Linked DNA regions of Homo sapiens: region 2 is linked to region 1. The links are chromatin loops, found by intact Hi-C in ENCODE. Cell type or tissue: heart right ventricle. All regions are shown on one strand.

What was found. Hi-C counts contacts between places; a loop is a spot of excess contacts. Peaks named below come from ENCODE experiments on the same cell type or tissue, not always from the same donor. Only the 100,000 strongest peaks of a DNase experiment are listed, where the experiment ranks them.
Region 2: it touches region 1 in a loop (1.9-fold over the local background); 2 of 110 quality-filtered maps call a loop at or near these places.

Annotation. Positions count from the first base shown.
Region 1 is chr2:174,956,380-174,964,379 of GRCh38, forward strand. The region is part of intron 1 of CHN1 (chimerin 1); the gene reads right to left. Among named protein-coding and RNA genes, the nearest start is that of CHN1, 45 kb to the right of the region's middle. RefSeq lists an enhancer at 7,675-8,000. In heart right ventricle, no CTCF peak of the experiment used is centred here; a DNase peak (open chromatin) is centred at 3,658; H3K27ac peaks cover 1,102 bases.
Region 2 is chr2:174,871,040-174,879,039 of GRCh38, forward strand. CHN1 (chimerin 1) reads right to left here. Exons shown (of 13, transcript NM_001822.7): 6 at 6,801-7,089. Among named protein-coding and RNA genes, the nearest start is that of CHRNA1, 110 kb to the left of the region's middle. RefSeq lists a silencer at 7,522-7,816. In heart right ventricle, no CTCF peak of the experiment used is centred here; no DNase peak of the experiment used is centred here; H3K4me3 peaks cover 474 bases.

The DNA of each region.
Region 1 (8,000 bases):
CAGAAACTCAAATCTACATAAAGAAAGAGCATCAGAGAAGGAATATATGATGGTAAAATGAAAAAACAAAACACACACACAAATATGTCTGCTCAAAGAATGAATAACAGGCCGGGCGTGGTGGCTCACACCTGTAATCCCAGAACTTTGGGAGGCCAAGAGGGGCGGGTCACCTGAGGTGAGGAACTCGAGACCAGCCTTGGCCAACATGATGAAACCCCATCTCTACTAAAAATACAATCATTAGCTGGGCGTGGTGGCAGGTACCTGTACCCCAGCTACTCAGGAGGCTGAGGCAGGGAGAACTGCTTGAACCCAGTGGGCAGAGGCTGCAGTGAGCTGAGATCACACCACTGCTCTCCAGCCTGGGTGACAGAGCAAGACTCCATCTCAAAAAAAAAAAAAAAAGAATGAATAACAGATTACATGAATAAATGAATAATGAATGAAATAATGCAGCAAATAGAGTCATTTCTTATTATTCACAGTAATTATATGCTATGAAGTTACCTCGAACACTGAATTTAGCAGCAAATACTGAACCACTGCTCCTGGGGGCAACACAGGGTTAGGTTCCTGTGTGCCTCTGGTCACAACATTTTCATCAACCATTAAATACATAACCTTGTGTTATATGTGTATCTCTTTAAAGACACCTTATTTCGTATATACCGTTGATTCATTAACACTGAACTCACAGCAACAACACTGGAACTCATGCCTGTATGAAGCTTATCTAACACATGCATACTCTCCAAAAGATGTATCACAGCCTTCTTGCTCTTAGGAACACTGTCTAGACAGCACTTTAGCACGAGGCTTGGGGACCATTTTAAATGGCAAAATCACTAAGAACAACAACAATAAAATCCCACAAAAATGTAAAAAAGTGTGGCCCTGAAAAGACCATGAAAAGAGGACTTGTTTACAGCGTGAGAGCTGAAACAAGGCGGAGAACTGCCTTGCTTGGCCACAGCCGGGAACAGGCAGGTCATATGACTCAAATTTTTTACTTCTCTGTGATTATTTGCAAGTGACCACAATGCCTCTGCTAGGGTGTGTGTGTTGGGGGGGGGGGCAGTTAATTATATTGAAGTTTGTCTTAATAAGTAAACCATAATTAACTCAATTGTATTTTTAATACTAGAAAAAATTTGCCTGTAAGCATTCAAGTCATGTTATTATTTCCTTGATATTCTGCTGTTATTATAATTCAATCCTAAGGAGTATGACGTGGAGCGAGTTTCCAGTTTATAACAGGACACCCATATTCTATGTGTGTCTCCACTTCCTTGTGGGGCTCCAAACCATAAGAGGTGGTGACCAGGTACCTCCTGATCCACTGTGAGGGGCTAGGAAGGGAGGGAGCACTCAATGAGACTGGGACCCTATCTAGTAAATAATTTAATCTTGTCTCAGAAGAGGTCTAGACCTTGCCTTCAAAGATAATTTTTGTTTGCCTGGGGCCAGCCAGAGAGTAACTTGGGGCTTTGGGTCACTGGTATCAGTTAAGGAACCACATGGACAGTCAATCAACCATGCTTATGCAATAAAGCCCCAATGAAAGCTCTGAACACCGAGGCCGGGAGAGCTTCTCTGGTTGGAAATATCCCACGTGGATCATCACACATAAATGCAAGAAGAAGCCAGCGACATAACTGTAATCCCAGCTACTCTGGAGGCTGAGGCAGGAGGACTGCTTGAGCCCAGGAGTTCAAGATCAGCCTGGGCACCAAGGAAGGAAGGAAAGGGAGGGAAGGGAGGAAGTAAGGAAGGAAGGACAGGAGGAGAGAAGGAAGGGAGGGAGGGAGGGTGGGCATGTGTCCTGACTCCAAGGAGAGAGGACAATGGAAACTCTGTGTTTTGCATTTCTCCTGGACGCTGTCCTGTGCCTGTCTTCCCCTGGCTGATTTTAATATGTATCCTTTCCCGGCAATAACCATGAATGTAAGTAATGTTTAGTGAGTTCTGTTGAGTCCTTCTAGTGAATTTTAGTCCATGAAGGTGGTTGGGGAACTCCCCCACTCAATTTGCAGTTGGTGTCAAAAGTGAGGGAAGTCTTGGAGATTTTGTAGTTGGCCCTAACGCCTCACAGACCCTGTGCAAAGCTGCACCTATGAGCCGTGAGGGCCTCCCGGAGATCATTCTGACTTTGGAGAAGGTGAGAAAGAAAGGCTAATTCTCAAAGTCCTTACTCTAAGAACTGTGTACTTAGTGCTAGGTGGCGCTTTCTTAGGGAACATCAACCTTTACTTGCTCTGTGACTTTAGAAAATTTACTACCTCTCTGCATCTTAATCTATTTATTTATAAAATGGAATAACAATATCATCTAAAATGGGAATAGTAACAACATAGGTTTGTTGTTGAGAATTAAATTAGGTATCATCTATAAAGCACCTTGTACTTAGGAGACCTTCAGTAAATAAGAACCCTCTCCTGCCTTCACCAAAAGTTATTCTGAAAACACAATATTACCATATTAGCCTCAAGCCGCTGTTAATGATTTCAGCCATGTATTCCCTTCTTACTATCTTGGTCTTCCATGTACACCTGCTCTGTTATAAAAGACATTATTCAAGATGCTACAGATCACAATCATGGCCAAATAAATTTAGTATTTGGCAAAAAAATAAGAAATATTAGGGGAAAAGTTTGAATTTCTTTTAATATTCTTTTAATATTTCTTTTAATATTAAAACAATTCTAATTAATGACATTTAAGAGCACTGTTTAGGTTTTAAATATATTTTCCTAGCAATCTATTTTTTGCTGGTAGAAGTCTAAACTGGCATAACCTCTCTGGAGAGCAATTAGCTATATATACCATAAGCTTAACTGTGTAACAGGTATCTATTAAGGCAGAGATTAGATGAGATGTTCTTTGAAGGAGAACACTTAAAAATTATTTTGGCCTTTCTTATGTTTATGGGTAGAGACCTTAGATCACTGGTGTGGATCCTTTTGCTGAGAGAAAAGCGGCTTGAATGTTCCTTTAGTTGACCAGTGGGTAGGTGCCACTGTCCTTAGGACTCAGGGGAGGAGGGGACACTGGGAGGGGAAAGTTGAATGGCTTAGGAAAAAGTGCCTCAATCTCTTGATATGCAGAATTAGTTGCTGAAGGCAGGAGGACCAATTTTCCAGGACGCTAAATCTTCCTGAAAAGGAAGAAACATTACCCCAATCTTTAATTCCTGAGATTCAAAATTAAAGAGTTCTGTCACAGAAGACACTCATAGCTCAAGCCAAGTCCCACTGGCAAGAAGAGGCAGAGACATTCCTGAAATAAAATGGCCTTGAAGAAGGAATAACTGAAACTGGTGATCTAAGGTCACACAAAAAGCTTCTGCGTTTATCAGGTAGGACAGATTCTGGCACAGCCTAAGGTGGATGCTGGAAGTGTCTCTGACCTCAGCCTCCCTGGTACACTAAATCCTTCAGTAAAAGAAAATGAACTTTTAAAAAACTGCAATCTTGACCTTCAACTGCGGTGACTGCTGTGACCTGGGCCATGGTCTGACCAGAAACAGGATCCTAGTGGCAGTTCAAGCAACTATTGCCAAACAGTGCAGGGCTGGTCTTAAATGCTGAGAAAAAATGATGATGGGAAGGAAGAGCAATAGTGTAGTTGGTTCTTTTTCTGGCATTTGGAGGCAGATGGGATGACTCTGGGACTGGGAAAGCCTCCTGGGGCTCAAACTTGGAGGCGGAGACTGTCTAAAAAGGAACATAATAAATTTCCTGCTGATTAATAGAAAAAAACATGAGAGTGTAACAGGTCATGCCAGTTCCTTCTGCATACCTTTAGACCCAGCAGTTCTATTTTTAGAAATTCATTGTAAACAATTAATTAAGGATGTTAGAAAAATATTAATACAGAAGAATATCACAATATTACTTTTAAAGACTAAAATACTGTACTCAACCTAAATGTCCAACAACTGAAAACCAGCTTAATCCATTATGATTAAGTATGATTAAGTATTCCAGTTTGAAGATACCTGGACTACATGAAAAGGACTTTACCTTTTAATCTCTTAGAAAGTGTGTTCTCTGTTATCTTAAATATTTTAAATCTTATAAACCAGTGGCTGTCAATCTTTTGGGTCTCAGAAATCTGGATTCTAAAGAGCTTTTAATATTTATTGATATTAGCCACACTGGAAATTAAAACACAGCTGGGGCCGGGCACGGTGGCTCATGCCTGTAATCCCAGCACTCTGGGAGGCCAAGGCGGGTGGATCACAAGGTCAGGGGTTCGAGACCAACCTGGTCTCTACTAAAAATACAAAAATCAGCCAGGCGTGGTGGTGCACACCTGTAGTCCCAGCTACTCGGGAGGCTGAGGTAGGAGAATCGTTTGAACCCAGGAGGCAGAGGTTGCAGTGAGCCGAGATCATGCCACTGTACTCTGACCTGGGCGACAGAGCGTGACTCCGTCTCAAAAAAAATGAAAATAAAAACACAGCTGGGCACAGTGGCTCATGCCTGTAATGTCAGCACTTTGGGAGGCTGAGGCAGGAGGATCACTTGAGTACAGGAGTTCAAGACCAGCCTGGGCAACAAGTGAGACCTTGTCTCTAGAAAAAAGACAAAAAGAAAAAAAAAATCAGGTGGCGCGTGACTGTAGTCCCAGCTACACAGGAAACTGGGGTGGAAGGATCACTTGAGCCCAGGAAGTGGAGGCTGCAGTAAGCTGTGTTTGTGCCACTGCACACTAGTCTGGGTGACACTGACGGAGGGAAGGAAGGAAGGGAGGAAGGGAAGGGAGGGAGGGAGGCAGGGAGGGAAGGAATGGAAGGAACAGAGGGAAGGGAGGGAAGGGAGGGAGGGAAGAAGGGAGGGAGGGAGGGAGGGAGGAAGGCAGGCAGGCAGGCAGAAACTTGAATCATATTTTTTTGTTAATTCATTTAAAAATAATTAGCCAGCTGGGTGTGGTGGCTCACACCTGTAATCCCAGCACTTTGGGAGGCCGATCACCTGAGGGTGGATCACCTGAGGTCGGGAGTTCAAAACCAGCCTGACCAACATGGAGAAACCCCGTCTCTACTAAAAATACAAAATTAGCCGGGCATGGTTGCAGGTGCCTGTAATCCCAGCTACTCGGGAGGCTGAGGCAGGAGAATCGCTTGAACCCGGGAGGCGGAGGTTGCAGTGAGGTGAGATTGCGCCATTGCACTCCAGCCTGGGCAAAAAGAGTGAAACTCCGTCTCAAAAATAAATAAATAAATAAAAATAAAAATAAAATTAAAAAAATAAAAATAATAAGCCTATTATATCTTAACATTTTTATGAAAAATAACCATATTTTTCAGAACAAAAAAATTGTTTTACATTCTGCAAATCTCTTTAATGTCTAGCCTAATACAAGACAGCTGGATTCTCATATCTACATCTGTTGTTATACCACATGCCATGTAGCTTCTAGAAGATTCAATTAGATACTAGCAAGAGAATGAGAGTGATGAAAATAATGTCTCAGTATTATTACAAAAATAGTCTTAACTTTGTAAAATCTCCCTCAGGAGTCCCTGGACCATGCTTTGAGAATGAGTATTTTAAACCGTAATTTCCTTGGCATATCTAGGATATGGGATAGAGTGGGGTTAATAAACATTTCATCGAGGGCCAGGCGCGGTGGCTCACGCCTGTAATCACAGCACTTTGTTAGGCCGAGGCAGACAGATCACGAGGTCAGGAGTTCAAGACCAGCCTGACCAACATGGTGAAACCCCGTCTCTACTAAAAATACGAAAATTAGCCGGGCGGGGTGGCGCGCGCCTATAATCCCAGCTACTCAGGAGGCTGAGGCAGGAGAATCGCTTGAACCTGGGAGGCGGAGGTTGCAGTGAGCCGAGATCACGCCACTGCATTCCAGCCTGGGCAACAGACCAAGACTCTGTCTCAAAAACAAACAAACAAACAAAGAAGAAATATTTCATCTAATAGAAGAAATACAAAAATTAGGAAGAGAAAAGAGAGAAAATTGTGTGTTCTTTTGGCAGAGAACAGCAGCTTGTTCAAAGTTATCCAGGGCTAATACTCCGAAAATGTTTGTGATTGCCTTCAGCTGAAGGTCTCAAGCGCTCACAACACCTCTTTTTGATTCTGTCAGAAAATCCGCCCAGACCCAGCTTATGAACCTGTCAAACTCCATCAGCAGAATATGACTGAGAATGAGAAGCAGATAACCTATGACTTAAGAATAGCTGCTTAAAATATCTTTATCATGGTATGGCTGGGCACGGTGGCTCACGCCTGCAATCCCAGCACTTTGGAAGGCCCGGGGGGGGGGGGGGGGGGGGCAGATCACCTGAGGTCAGGAGTTCGACACCAGCCTAGCCAACAGGGTGAAACCCGGCCTCTACTAAAAATACAAAAATTAGCCGGGCATGATGGCATGCATCTGTAATCCCTGCTACTCAGGAGGCTGAGGCAGGAGAATTGCTTGAACCAGGGAGGCAGAGGTTGCAGCGAGCCAAGATCGTGCCACTGCACTCCAGCCTGGGCAACAGAGCGAGACCCTGTCTCAAAAAATAATTATTATTATTATATACATATATCCTTATCATGATATGTACGACTATTTAAATTAAGTATATACCCATAAAATCTATTAAAAGGTTTTCTCCATTGCCATGAAGTGTCAGTAATACTTTTCATACCTAATATAAAAGATAATTTTATAAAAATATCAGTTATGCTGGCACACAGAAATGTTAAAATAATCAGAAAGTTTCATTCATTCAGTAATTACACATGAAACACCTTCTATGGGTGAGGGTGTCAGTTACGAGGCGGGTCCAGATATAGTTTGTGCCTTCAATGGCAGTAACAAAAATATGATGGATATTATTCACAAACAAGGCAATAAAGTAAGAGTAATAGAAGTTTTACAAACATTGTCTTGTCTAAATGCCTGGCAAGAATAGGTCTATAGTAAGTATTTGCTGAACTGATGAACGAATGGAAGGAAAGAAGGAATCACTTTTGGCCAGAGAGTCAAGAAACACATACCAGAAGAGGTATTATCCGACAAGACTCTTAAAGGATAGATGGTTTTTAAAATAAAGGGGCTGCGAATAACAGGCAGAAGGACACTAAACAGAGGAGAGAACACAGTGAAAAAGAGGGCAGAAACAAGAAAGTTCAGTACATGTTTGAGGAACTGCAAACAATGCAGAGTGGCTGAAATAAAGATATACTGAGGAAAGTTTGTGACTCAGGCCCTGGAGGGAACCTGGGCTGAGTTGTCAGGAGCCATCCACAAATAACGCACTATGAGTTCTTCTCTGGTTTGTATGTTCTTTCAATTAAATACTCAGCTATTTGAGGACAGAAGAATGCTGTAGTCAGGTCCAGCTCACTTCTCAAGAGTCGGAGAAAGCAAACCAGGCAACAGGAAAGCCAAAGACAGAAGACAACAAGCACAACTCATGGAGCCGACTCACAAGAGCACAAAGTAAGGAACTGAAAATTGCAGGTGGCAGCAAGGCCTGGGAAAGGGGAGAGAAGCTTCATGTCTAAGCTAGGTTCTGTGTGAGACATTCTCCTCGAGACTTGATGTAAAAACATAAACAAATCCATGAAAATGAAAGAAAAAGATGAGATCAAAATAAGCCTAAGTTAATTCGTATGTACAGTACAACCTTGTCAGAGAATTTTTTCATTTTTTTATAAATGAAAGAAAAGATATTCCTGTGTATATGTATGTGCATGTGTACACAGCAGGGAGAGAGAGGATGAAAGAACTAGAAAGACACACACTAGAAGGGTTAACAGTAGTGATCTCCAGATCAGCCTTTCTCCTCCTCTAAAGCAAGCCTGGATAATGTTTCAAGTGACTGTTTTCTTAGTTCTCCCAAGTATGGGAGATAACAAACTCTTTCTGGAAGCACAGGAGAGAAGTTACCTTATTACATGTAATGGATGTCCTATGGTCTTGGAGTATTATTCTCTCCTAGAACCAGGAGGAGAAAGGCCTCTCTATTATACAACGAA
Region 2 (8,000 bases), 85 kb before region 1:
TGGAAGGATGGATGAGATTCACACAAATAATTTCCTGGGCCCCATTTGAGTTTTCTTTAATCATTACAGCATGGGATTCTCTGGTAAGGTGTAGATGGTCCCAACACAAAATTGATGGCCATGAGCTTGGTCACTTACCATCTTGGCTGCTTTGAACATAGCCCTAAAGAGGAGCATCTAGCCACCACCCTCACGAACTATTTCATGTCACAAAAGACAATTGTTTTCTACCTCTGATGCTTTAACCATAGAATGAAGAATGACCCTCTCCACCTCCCAAGGATATTCTAAGGATTCTGAATTCTTTAAGGGAAAAATACGTAGTAGCAAATCAAACTGAATGACTGTTTTTCTTTCTCAGTCTCAGGAGTGATTTCCATTAGGACCTTGGATTTGGCTGAACTCATTTTTAAAAAGTCATTTATGTAGTCAGTCAACAACTGTTCATATAAAACTCAAGGTGTCGAGTCACAAATGAAACAATACTGGGGGAAAAAAGCCTTGAAACTGCGGTGGAATGCCAGAATCTCATATTAATTTCTTATTCGTGATTCTGAAAAATCAGTTTTCTCATCTACAAAGGTGTTTTCTGTGGTCTGCTGGGCTATGATAAAGGCAAACTCAAATCAAAGTGAGTCCAACTTAGTATTTATTTAATGCCTGTGATAATATACAGATGATAAAGGAAGCTTGTCTCCTGCTTTCAAGATGCCTAAGTGTTATTAAATAGGGAGAAATAATGAAACATTAAAATGTAAGTTCTTTGAGACAGGGCTTAAATCTTCAACATCTTTTATTTCCTCCAGACCCTAGCCTGTTTCCTTGCAAATGGGAGGCATACAATAAATGCTGAATTAAGTGCAATTAATTTTGATAGGAGATAAGTTAGTTCAGGAGACTGAAGAAGAAATGGAGATAATATTCCTGCCTTGCTCTTAACTTGTTTAAATTCCAACATAAGGCCAGGCACTGTGGCTCACGTCTGTAATCCCAGCACTTCAGGAGGCGGAGGTGGGTAGATCACTTGAGCTCAAGAGTTTGAGACCAGCTTGGGCAACATGGAGAAACCTCATCTCTACAAAAAAATACAAAAATTAGCCAGGTATGGTAATGCACAGCTTGTAGTCCCAGCTATTTGGGAGGCTAAGGCAGGAGGATCGCTTGAGCCCAGGAGGTCAAGGCTGCAGTGAGCCATGTTTGCATCAATGCACTCCTGTCTGGGTGATGAAGTGAGACCCCACCTCAAACAAAAAAGGATCCAACATAACTTCTGAATATCAAGAAGAAATTGTGTAGATGGCTCATGAAAGACTATTTAGAAAATGAAATGTAAAGATATTAAACAGACTTACAGAAAATCTGAAAGATCTTAATGGGCTCAAGATGGAGTGCAGGTTTAATAAAAGTTCACTGAGAGGCATAGAAGCAGAAAGCTTGACTTGTCTTACATTCAGGCAAAGGAGAGTTAAAATACTGTTCGATACTAAAATGCAAATACCACAGGAAAATAATATATTTTGGCCTTAAAAGTCATTAGAGAATTATTGGACAAAGGCATACGTTTCCTGATTAGAGATAGAGCTATCACCATATTATTAAAAGAGAAACTGCTTTCTTCATAAAGCAATTAGGAGCCCTTTGCTCCTAACACAAGATAACAATCTTGTGAACTTAAAGAGCAGTTCAAGCACTCAAAAGATGGATCTTAAAGAGAAATCTGAACATGCTATTCCTAGCAAAAGCTAGGGGGACAGTACTAAGACCCAGGAATGGGCACCTGGTTGGGGACTACTCTGATCCCAGAAAGCAATAATTCTTCATGCAATGCTTCACATTTACTAGGAAGGCCACATTACAAAATCTTTGCAATACTCCTGTTCACCAGAGTAATGGTATCCATAATCCCCATTTTAGAGACTGGGGCAACTTGAGACTTAAGGAGGTTAAGGACTTGTTCAAGACCACACAGACTAATATATACTTTTTTTTTTTTTGACTTTACTTGATTTCTTAAGGAGGCTGTTTATACAGGATAAACACACTATGAGAAGTTCTGTGCAGAAATTGTAGTCTTCCTCATAAATTACTAAACTGGCTTTTTAATGCAAATCAGTAACCCTGGGCATAACTGGCAATCTCTAAGAGCCTGTTCATCCCAGAACAACTGATCTTAACCTTGAACAAGCCACATTGGAGACTTAGGCATGTAAACTTGGGGGAGAGCGAGAAGTGGATTTTAAAAGGCAGGGTTAAGAGGGAGAAGAACAAAAACAGAAGCATAGCTTGAGCATGAACAAGGAATGACAAAAAAGGCCCAAAAGACTGGGAAGGCACAAAATTAAGAAATCAACAGTTTTCTGCAAACTTCTTTGTGCCATGCACTCCTCTGGTACTGTTACCTTTATTCGTGATTAAGTATCACCTTACTGCTGATTTCTACACTGAGATTACATGGATACAGGTAATGGCCTATATTTGAAGCAAAGTAAAAACATTTAGAAGACTTGCCTTGTGAGAGACTAAGCCAATTAACAAAGCAGACTGACCATGCCCCTTTTGCTATTCCAGGGAACAAAGACTCCTATCATTCTGTGGAGGTATCCAAAGAATTCAAGTAGTTATGGCAGTTTTGGGCAAGGACCCAATTACATTTCAACTTAAAATTTCACAAGGCTTTTCAATACAACACACAGTCTGGAGATCCCAAAAGAATTCTTCAAAAATGGAACTTAAATGTTAAAGAAATTCCTTAAAAATAAATTAATATGACAATGTGCCAAGCACTGCATTCATTCCAAGCTTAGAGGGGAAGAAAAAAAATACACACACAGACACACATAGGTTATTTAGTGTGTCAAAGTTCCATAAAATAAAAAAATTCATTTTGTACACCCTTGATGTCTCAGGCATCCTTACATGTGGGACAGATTTAGATCTTAGATAACAAAATCCCAAAGTAAAGACATCCTGCCTAGATTCAGAGATCTGGCTCACAGTATGGCTTCAGAAATGCAAATTATATCATTTGTTTGATAGCTTATATTATTAACAATTATGTGAGACATTTCGAAAGTATGGTTTGGGGAAATTGAAATTATATTATTAAGTGTAAAATTATCATTAAAACTATTGCATTCAGCCATTGGTCCAGTATCTGTTGACATAAACATATTGTATTCACTACTTGGAATACCAAACTATTCAAATACAGTTCCAAGATAAATAGAAAGAAGTAACTAATAAAAGTTGGGCTCTTGGCCAGTCTGGACTGCTAACTTAAGCCATTTTAGAAGGGAAGAAAGTCTGGCTTCTCAAGATGCTGCAATTTCATGATTAAATATTTTTATCTATTTCAGTGTTTTCCAATTGATATTTCAGGCTGAGGAAGCAACTGAAATAGTTAATGAGAAAAATGACATAGCTATCACTTGGAAAAAAAATATTTTTCACACCAGATCCTAGGGACAAGTAAGAATCTTCAGGATTCACTCCTCATGGTAAAAACCTTCATGGCCATGAAACCATCCTGCCAAGCCTTTCCCGAAAGCTCAGATGCACAACTTACACCTTTAGGACTGCAACAAAAAAATAAAAACACTTGGAATTCTCATCTTTCTATTTTAAAACAAAGAAAGACCTTAGGAAATTATCTGGTTCAAAATTTCCCGAAGTGGGTTTCATGAAACATTATTTTTCAAAAATGTTCTTAATAATGGCAGGGTGATCAAATAAGTATGAGAGCACTCTTATAGAGTCATAATCATATTAAGTCATGAATAACGCAGAGAAGGCCTATAGAAAGGATCAGACTTTTATTTATTTTTTATTTATTCTTTTTTTTTTTTTTTTTTGAGACGAAGTTTCACTCTTGTTGCCCAGGCTGGTGTGCAGTGGCACGACTTCTGCTCATTGCAACCTCCGCCTCCTGGGTTCAGGTGATTCTCCTGCCTCAGCCTTCCTAGTAGCTGGGATTTCAAGCAAGTGCCACCACGCCCGGCTAATTTTTGTATTTTTAGTAGAGACGAGGTTTCACCATGTTGGCCAGGCAGGTCTTGAATGCCTGACCTCAGGTGATCCGCCCCACCTTGGCCTCCCAATGTGCTGGGATTACAGGCGTGAGCCACCATGCCCGGCCAGGATCAAACTTTTAAAAAAACTTAAATTTTCATCAAACCTATTTGAGCATAGAACCCTTTCTGCAGTATTTATTAAAATCCTGTATAATTATTGTTTTGTAGAAAATGCCTTATCTCATATGAAGAAACTGAAGTCCAGACAGGTGAGATGACTGTCCCAAGGTCATACAATTAGTTGGTGAATAAACTAAAAGCAGACCTCACTTCTCAGGACCATATCAGGTATTCCTTTTGGTACTATTGTTGTCCTTCTTCTACAATACCTACACTCCTTAAAGGATCACAGACTAGAAGAACCACATCTTGGAGACCACCTAGTCCAAAGCCTTCCCAGAAAGCTAGGGAAATACAGTTTCAGAAAAGTAAAGCAGTTTGCCCAAAGTGACATATAAAATTCATTCTTGTAGAACTAGAACATAGCTCTTAATTCCAACACTAGTATCTTTCCACAACAGCATGCTAATTCCTGCAAAGCCAACACTTTTGGCCTCTGAGGTAAAGAATTCACAGACAAGAGGGGTTTTAGCTATTAAGGGCCCATTAAATATTTATTAAACCATACTAGTGTCAATAGATACCTTAAATCAATTAAACATGATTGTCTTTACTTACAAATGTCATCCATTGTGACAGGGAATCAACGTTTCAAGCTGTTGAACAGGTCATCAACCCTGTCCTGTTGGATGACACCTGTAAATAAAATAAATCTATTTTTGAGTGAGTAGATTTTAAGCCAGCTAGATTTAAGATGCATGCGGTTTAAAGCAAAGAGTAATTTTAAAAATGATTCTTAATTATGTACTGCCGCAGAGAGATACTTCCCAGTGCCAGCAATTTCACTCTCAGTAGCTATCGCTGTCCACCAGCACAAAACAAGACCAGGGAATTCAGTACAGAAAGTTGCTAGAATACACAGGGAATCATGACTCCTGGAGCTACAAGGGTGTTCTAGGTATCTACCTCAGCTTACTATCTCTGTGAATATCAGTTCCACTTTGACTGGGGGACAACCAAGGCCTGGTGAAGTCAAATGACTTGCCTAATGTTAAACAGCTAAGTGTCTTTAGCTAAAGTCCCTTGGTGTTGGAAAGCACGTTCAGAATGCATTAACAAAGGTTTTCACTAGGCTGATCAATTTTGAAAGACTCACATGTACACATTTTTAAACATTTCACAAATGCTGACTTAGAATGTTCTAGCAAATCTGCAAAGAATATAATGTCAGTATTATTCAAATACAAGCATTACTAAAAAATGCCATAAATGGAAAATCAACCAATAGTCAGAAAATGGGAACTAGACCATGAAAAGAATATTAAATACAGCAGGTATTAAGGATTTTAAGTTCTGGCTACTTCCAAACAAGATTTGTGGTTCCTAACAATATGAATATATAAAAAAACAATTTTTATACATTTTCTACAGCTTATCCTTTTAAATGTTGTTTTCTCCGTAGCAACAAAATGCCAATGTAAGATCTGCCAAAAACTAAAATTTGAGCTGGACACAAACTTTCTTATTTCCATTCTGTACCCAAATACTCTAAGGTAATGGGAAGTTATTTGAGGATGCTGCCTTGAGGTCAGATGGCTGCTATATAATAACATTACCACCAAACTACATTGAGTGTCTACATGTGCCAAGTGCTGATGGAGCATTTTACGCTTGCTATCTCACTCACTCCTCACAGCAATTTGACCATTATTACAATTTTACAAATAAGACAATCAAAAGCACAGACAAATTAGGTATTACAACTTGCACACAAATCTTGCATAGAATCCGAGCTCAAGACCTATTGCATTTCTTTGGTTTAGCAATTGAAGATTCTTAAAAACATAAAAATGAATTGACACAGTTCCAATTACAATACCTAAAATGCCCCCAACTAAATGTCACACACTATAAAACATCAGGAAAATCTCTTACTTTTTTCTTGGGGGTGAGGAGGAGGCTGGTGGCAATTTTCAAAAGTAAAATAATCTTAATGCCAAGAAATTAAAACTTTTATGTTAACCTGAAATATATCACAACTAAAATATGACAGCTAAAAAACTTAAATTGTCTTTTAGAATTAATTGTCTTTTATAATTAAGGAAAAGTAAAAGTGAATCTTACTCATTCAATTACTTCTTAACAGATTATAAAGAGATAAATCCTCCTCCTATTCAAGAATGACTGACTCCCAAAATGTGTGTGTATACATACACACACACATAATATACACACACACATAAAATCTTGCTAAGAACACAACTATTTATAAAGTAAATTATCTTTAAGGAAAACAAAAAAGTAATTTTGAGAGATAATGCAACCCCCTCAATTACTTACGTAATAGTAGCTATCTTTTCTTGACCAGGAGTTATGCTTCTGACCAATCCCCTGAACTATTTTTTATTAGGGGCCATTTTTCCAACATAGTTTTAAAATTGTGAAACTGATAAAACAGAAAACAACCAGGAATATAAAAATTTACCTAACATATTTTAATAGAACAAGAATTAGTTATATGCAAAGCTCAGCATCACAGAAACTAGACATTAAGAAAAATGAATATACTTTCCAAAGCACTGTGGATAAATCAATCTCTTCTGGCAATAATGGCTTTCTTAAAAGAACCCCAAACAGAAAAAGATAAAGTGTGGTTTCATAGTAGCTTACCCTTTTCTCTGACACCCCATCCTGGCCTGTAGAATCTCTCTCATCATGTGTCTCTTTCAGGACTGGCATATGTTTTTTGTATGCTGGCTCTCTGTTTAAGGTTGTGTATCCTACGTGCTCATAAATTGGGTTTATCGTCATCTTGGCAATGTATTCTGCTGCCTTGGTTTCAATATAGAGAGTAATCAAGCCATCAGTCACCAGATCGTGGATGGACTCAAAGCGTTTCTCCCCAACAAAGTGCTTGCCATCGTAGTAGAGCCTGAAGTTTCTGGTTTGACTTCCAAATCTGCCTCAATGAAATGGGAAAGATGTTTTTAAGAAAAGTAAGCAACTGAATTCTTTCTGAAAAAAAAACAAAAACAAAAAAAAACTATCGCTTTGTTTTGTGTGTGTCTTCTTTGTTTAAATAAGCTGTGGCTAATCTCTCTGAATCGTCTGGAATATATAAAATTAAACCTTTGAACACAAAGAATGAGCTTGCAATAATTAGGGACAACTAGTCAAAAGCATGCCTACCATAGAAATAATTTTTTTTATTTATCTTTTTAAACCACTTTATTATACCTGTGGAAAAAATGGGAGAAAATAAACCTCACACCACATTAAAACATAGTCAATATTCAATTGGCCAACTCCATAATAGATGACATTTCTATACTAACATTTTTTCTTCAAGTTGATCAATAAGAATATTCAATGTACTTTAGACCTCAGCAGTCATGTATTTTAATAGGAAAGCTCCATTTAGGGCTAACCAGAATATGATGCCAGCAATCACTTAAAGTAGAGCTGACTCCAGAAACCTGAGCCATGCAGGGCAGGATGGCACAGAAACACACTTTCGCTACTTCTGGCCACAGGCCAAGGACTTATTCTTTCGTTTTTAAAGAGTCATTATTCTGTCTGCTGGTTAGGTCTGTGCAAGAAATGTTTGAAATACATACGGCACAAAAGTCATAAGCTATTGGACTATAGAAATTCTGTTTTCAATTTTATGTTCTGATGATGTGCTCTAACAACTGAAGAATAATGGTTTACTTTTATGATAATTTCAGTATTTTGCTTCCTGCAGCAGACCTCAGAAATGGATCCAATTTGGCATGATTAACATCAGTGTCCTTGCAGGAAGACACAGGCAAGAAAATGCACTGACTTTAATGAAAGCAGATGTCAAAAGGCAACAAGGCAACAAGAGCT